Linked DNA regions of Homo sapiens: region 2 is linked to region 1. The links are chromatin contacts, found by Hi-C in ENCODE. All regions are on one chromosome and are shown on one strand. Each heading gives the region's core, a stretch centred on a gene start or an enhancer-like site at or near the end of the contact. The rest is flanking DNA. Distances are from core to core; before and after follow the strand shown. Region 1 holds the start of DECR2 (2,4-dienoyl-CoA reductase 2). Region 2 holds the start of CIAO3 (cytosolic iron-sulfur assembly component 3).

The links. Hi-C counts contacts between places; a loop is a spot of excess contacts on that map. Pooled maps may share reads with other maps.
Region 2: a map of naive thymus-derived CD4-positive, alpha-beta T cell shows a loop between it and region 1 (21-fold over the local background). The contact joins the promoter of CIAO3 here to the promoter of DECR2 in region 1. A Hi-C loop is called at or near these places in 2 of 168 maps with a recorded cell type or tissue (CD8-positive, alpha-beta T cell and naive thymus-derived CD4-positive, alpha-beta T cell), 1 of 37 single-sample maps with no recorded cell type and 5 of 50 pooled maps.

The regions. Positions count from the first base shown.
Region 1 is chr16:400,501-403,200 of GRCh38, forward strand. It overlaps DECR2 (2,4-dienoyl-CoA reductase 2), which reads left to right and starts at 1,385. Exons shown (of 9, transcript NM_020664.4): 1 at 1,385-1,543. The coding sequence starts at 1,464. It overlaps NME4 (NME/NM23 nucleoside diphosphate kinase 4), which reads left to right. Exons shown (of 5, transcript NM_005009.3): 5 at 1-254. RefSeq lists enhancers at 208-517, 365-950.
Region 2 is chr16:739,594-742,246 of GRCh38, forward strand. It overlaps CIAO3 (cytosolic iron-sulfur assembly component 3), which reads right to left and starts at 1,404. Exons shown (of 11, transcript NM_022493.3): 1 at 1,327-1,404; 2 at 50-145. The coding sequence starts at 1,392. RefSeq lists silencers at 730-1,029, 1,400-1,459, 1,530-1,809 and an enhancer at 951-1,546.

The DNA.
Region 1 (2,700 bases), core at 135-2,634:
AGTGCCTTTCTGTACCCCAAGCCAGCACAAGATTGGACCAATCCTTTTTGCACCAAAGTGCCGGACAACCTTTGTGGTGGGGGGGGGTCTTCACATTATCATAACCTCTCCTCTAAAGGGGAGGCATTAAAATTCACTGTGCCCAGCACATGGGTGGTACACTAATTATGACTTCCCCCAGCTCTGAGGTAGAAATGACGCCTTTATGCAAGTTGTAAGGAGTTGAACAGTAAAGAGGAAGTTTTGCACACCCAGTTCCATAACGTTGTTGGATGTATGAGCCAGGCAGGGGTCCAGAGACCACCAGCCTGCAATCCGGAGAACCCAAGCTAGGCGCGAGCCGGTGCTGTGATCCCGCCAAAGGAGAAGCTGCCTTCCCGGGGAAGGGGCAGAGAGGGGCCGGCGGGCTGAGGCCAACCAGCGCAGAAAGGGCCTGGCAGCCATTACTGTAGCGCTGGCGGCTCTGTCACGCCCCTGAAGCCGCTGGCCCGCGGGTGTGTTCAGCTCAGGAGCGGCCCTGCGTGTTTTTCCCCCGTGGCCGTCGCGGACCCCCGTCTTCCAACAGTGGTGCGGGCGGGGCGCCCCGTCCTGGGTTCGCGGCATAGCCCCGCCCGGGCCCCCACGCGGAACAGAAGTAACGGACCCTTTTTTTTTTGTTTTTGTTTTTGAAACGGAGTGTCGCTCTGTCGCCCAGGATAGAGTGCAGTGGCGCGATCTCGGCTCACTGCAACCTCCGCCTCCCGGGTTCAAGCGATTCTCCTGCCTCAGCCTCCCGAGTAGATGGAACTACAGGCACCCGCCACAATGCCCGGCTAATTTTTGTATTTTTAGTAAAGAGGGGGTTTCGCCATGTTGTCCAGGATGGTCTCGAACTCCTGACCTCGTGATCCGCCCGCCTCGGCCTCCCAAAGTGTTGGGATTACAGGCGTGAGCCACCGCGCCCGGCCCCGGACCCTTCTTTATTGGCCTCAAAACGGGTCATTTTGGGAAGCGGCGCGGGGCTGGCCGCGCTTCCCTGGGCCCCGGCCCTCCCCATGGTGTTTACGGGGAGGCGAACGGGGAGCCCAGAGGCTGCGAGCCTGGCCTGGACCCAGGAGCCAGGGGTATCCCACAAGTCCTGGAGGCTCTGAACGCGGCGCTGACGCCGAATACCTGTGAAAAAGACTCGGGGAGGAGACCCGCAGACCGCCGAGCTTCTGCCGCGGGAACCGCGCCCCCGGCCCCGCAATGCGCCTGCGCCTCGCGCGCCGACTTCCAGTCCCAGCAGGCCGCGGGCGGGGGCGGGGCCTCCGGGGAGAATTCGGGGGAGGGGCGGGGCCTCCGGGAAGCAATCAGGGCAGGGGCGGGGCGTCCGGGGAGTGGGGCGGGGCTCCCGGTTCCAGGCGAGTTCGCAGCTGCGCGCCGGGTCCTGGAGGCCGAGGCCGCTCCCGCCCGTTGTCCCCGCAGTCCCCGACGGGAGCGCCATGGCCCAGCCGCCGCCCGACGTGGAGGGGGACGACTGTCTCCCCGCGTACCGCCACCTCTTCTGCCCGGACCTGCTGCGGTGAGCGGGGCCTGGGAAGCGAGCGCAGCCTTGGTGCGGGGTCCGGTCCGCGGGCGCCGGCGCCCCCACGTGGTCCCCGAGGGCTCGCGTGTTAGGAAACCTGTCTTGCCTGGCTCCTTTCTTTCTTTTTTCTTTCTTTTTTTTTTTTTGAGACGGAATCTCGCTGTGTCGCCCAGGCTGGAGTGCAGTGGCACGATCTCCGCTCACTGCAAACTCTGCCTCCCGGGTTCAAGCGATTCTCCTGCCTCAGCCCGGCTAATTTTTATTTTTAGTAGAGAGGGGGTGTCACCGTGTTGGTCAGGCTCTTTTCGAACTCCTGACCTCAGGTGATCCACCCGCCTCGGCTTCCCAAAGTGCTGGGATTTACAGGCGTGAGCCACCGCGCCCGGCCCAACCTGGCCTCTTTCTTAACAGAAAATTTTAGGTTGAAATCATTTTTCCGGAAGACCCAGAAGGCCCAGGAATGCCAGGTTTTGCCCAGCAGCTCTTCATTTTCCTGCAAACGCCTTGGTGTTCACAAGAGAAGGCAGCCCGGGCAAAGGTCGATCCTCCCCGGTCACCTGCCCTCACTCGGCTAATGGGCGGATCCTTTTTTTTTTTTCCTTTTCTTTTTTTCAATTGGCAACATTTTCAAGTTTCTATTAAAATTTTGATCTTTTGCCAGGAGCAGTGGCTCACGCCTGTAATCCCAGCTCTTTGGGAGGCCGAAGCGGGTAGATCACCAGAGGTCAGGAGTTCGAGACCAGCCTGGCCAACATGGTGAAACCCCGTCTCTGCTAAAAATACAAAAAATTAGCCGGGTGTGGTGGCGCACACCTGTAATCCCAACTACTTGGGAGGCTGAGGCAGGAGAATCACTTGAACTCGGGAGGTGGAGGTTGCAGTGAGCCGAGATCGCACCATTGCACTGGGCAACAAGAGTGAAACTCCATCTCAAAAAAAGAAAACAAGTTTTAAATTATGTTCTCCAAGGACAGGTATTGACAATTCTCTCTGAGTGTTCTGCAGGAAAAAAAAAAAGTTTTTTTTCGAAACGGAGTCTCATTCTGGGTTGAAGCAATTCTCCTGCCTCAGCCTCCCAATTCTCCTGCTTCAGCCTCAGTGCGCCCAAGTGGGACTATAGGCACACAATACCACGCTGGGCTAATTGTATTTCT
Region 2 (2,653 bases), core at 154-2,653, 340 kb after region 1:
TCGGATCAGCCGGGCAGGAGAGATGGTGGAGCAGCCTCCTGTGCCTTACTTGGTTAATTTGGAAGTAGCTCCCGTCATCTTCAATGCGAATCTTGGCCACGCCACTTCCCGCCCTTTTTTCCACTTTGACAGGCTTGATGCACTCCTAGAGCAGGAAGAGACCCCAAATCAGCCCCTGTGAGTGGGCGGAGGTTCCCTGGGAGGCCAGGCCTCAAGGATGGCTGCCCAGCCGCACAGCCTGAAGGCTCTGCCAGGAGCCATGCACTCAGGGACTGAGGCTGGTCCCACCGTCTTCTTCCTGCCCCACTGCTCTCACCCAGGGATCGGGTTCCCAACATCCTGCGGCACTGAAGTTCCCAGTGTGCAGGAAGGCCAGTGCTAACAGCGCCTGCAAACTACCCACCTGCGGAGACACCACCAACACTGACCTTCACCCTTCACGTGAACAGGGGGCGTGACCACCACAGAGACCAGAGTTGCACTGCCCATCGAGAGGACGTGTGCTTGGATCTGTTTGGAGACCACCTCCTGCTCAGTGCCCGGGAAACAAGTGGATTTCTCTCTCTTCTCCTTGAGAACCCTGGCAGCCCAGAAAGCCGCCTCCCAGCTCATCCCTGCCGGAAGCGCTCCCAGCAGCCCGCCTCTCGCCCTGCTCAGCTCTGGCCCCGCGGGGCTGTTGGACATGGACAGGCAGGTGCACCCAGAAAAGGGCGCCTGCAGCCTCCCGGGTTCAAGGGTAGCTGTCCGGCCCACCAGGGCGACGTTAAGGACAGCTCTACTGAGGAGCCACTGCGGGGCGTCTAGCGGGCCGCCCCTACTGCCCTCAAATGAGGTGGGGTCCCCACCGCACCCGTTTATGCAGATGCAAAGGCTGTGGCTTGGGGGTCCTGAGGCCTGACAAGGCGTCCTGCGCAGGGGAAGGGGAAGAGGCCCCGGCCCGGGCCCCGCCGCCCTCCAGCTGCGACCCAGGGGTCGGGTTAGGGTTAGGGATGTGTGGGAGCCGCCTCTGCTGCCTCCTCTGGGTTGGGCAGGCCGGCGCGAGCCCGCGACCACGGGACCCTCCCACGCAGCCCGCCCGGACACCATGGGGCACAGGAGCGGGTTGGGGGGCGCCGCCCTCCCTGGCCTCAGTTTCCTTGTTGGTAAGAAGCGGGCCTCAGTGTCTGAGGCCCCGCGCCCGGGTCGATAGAGTCCCTGACGGCCCAGACCGGGCTCCCGGGATTCGGATCTCATTCCTCAGGGGAGGAAGTGGGGCGCAGAGCAATTTCCCTCCGCGCGACAGGGCACCGAGCGCAGCCTCGACCCCGCCCGCCCAGGCCGGCCCACCTGAGACGGCCCGATGAAGTCATCCAGGTCCGTCAGCTGCAGCGCCCCGCTGAAGGGCGACGCCATGACGGCCGCACTGCCGCCGCGCGCAGGTGTCGCTAAACGGCGCGAAACGAAGTGGCTGGTTCCGCCACGCTGCCGGAAAGCGCCCCCAGGACGCATGCGCACCTCGTCCCGGGGCCGGCGCCCTCTGCTGACGAGCCCCGGCGCTGCGGCTCCCCGCCCACCTCGCGGGAACCCGGGACCTACCGCTTCGTCCACCTCCCGCGCGCCCCAGGCCCCGGGTTGGGGTGCAGGGGGCGCAGGGGTTGGTCGGGCCAGCGCCGCAGCTCCGGCCCCGGAGTCTCTCCGCCTTCACAAGGAAGCGGAGGGGATCTGGCTCCGTCCATTTCCTCATCCTCTGCGTACCTGCGGACCAGGTGCTCCCGGATGCAACCCAAGAACCCGGAACGCGCCTGGCACACAGGAGGCGCTCAGCTCGTGTTGGGGAATTCAGGCAGGGAAGAAAGCATGGATAGGCACGAGGTCTCCCCTTCCTGGGGAGCCGCTCCCAGGGCCTCCAGCCCCTTTTTCTGTTATCTTGGAGACCAGTCTGGAAAAGTCCATGCCCCTGGGAGACCCTGAAACAGGACCCTGTGGGCCGACTCGCTTTTCGTTTTTTTCTTTTTTTGAGACAGAGTCTCGCTCTGTCGTCCAGGCTGGAGTGCAATGGCGCGATCTCGGCTCACTGCAAGCTCTACCTCCTGGGTTCAAGCGATTCTCCTGCCTCAGCCTCCCGAGTAGCTGGGACTACAGGCGCCCACCACCACGCCCGGCTAATTTTTTGTATTTTTAGTAGAGACGGGGTTTCACCGTGTTAGCCAGGATGGTCTCGAACTCCTGACCTCGTGATCTGCCCGCCTCAGCTTCCCAAAGTGCTGGGATTACAGGCGTGAGCCACCGCGCCCGACCCCGACTCACTTTTTTTTTTTTCTTTTTTGAGACAGAGTCTCACTCTGTTGCCCAGGCTGGAGTGCAGTGGCGCGATCTCGGCTCACTGCAACCTCTGCCGCCTGGGTTCAAGCAATTCTCCTGCCTCAGCTTCCCGAGTAGCTGGGATTACAGTCACCTGCCATTGCATCCGGCTAATGTTTGTAGTTTTAATTAGAGACTGGGTTTCACCATGTTGGCCAGGCTGGTCTTGAACTCCTTACCTAGTGATCCACCCACCTCAGCCTCCCAAAGCGCTGGGATTACGGGCATGAGCCACCGCGCCTGGCCAGTTACATGTATATCTGGCATCATATGGCCAGTTACATGTCTAATGGCCAGTTTTATGGGGACTTTT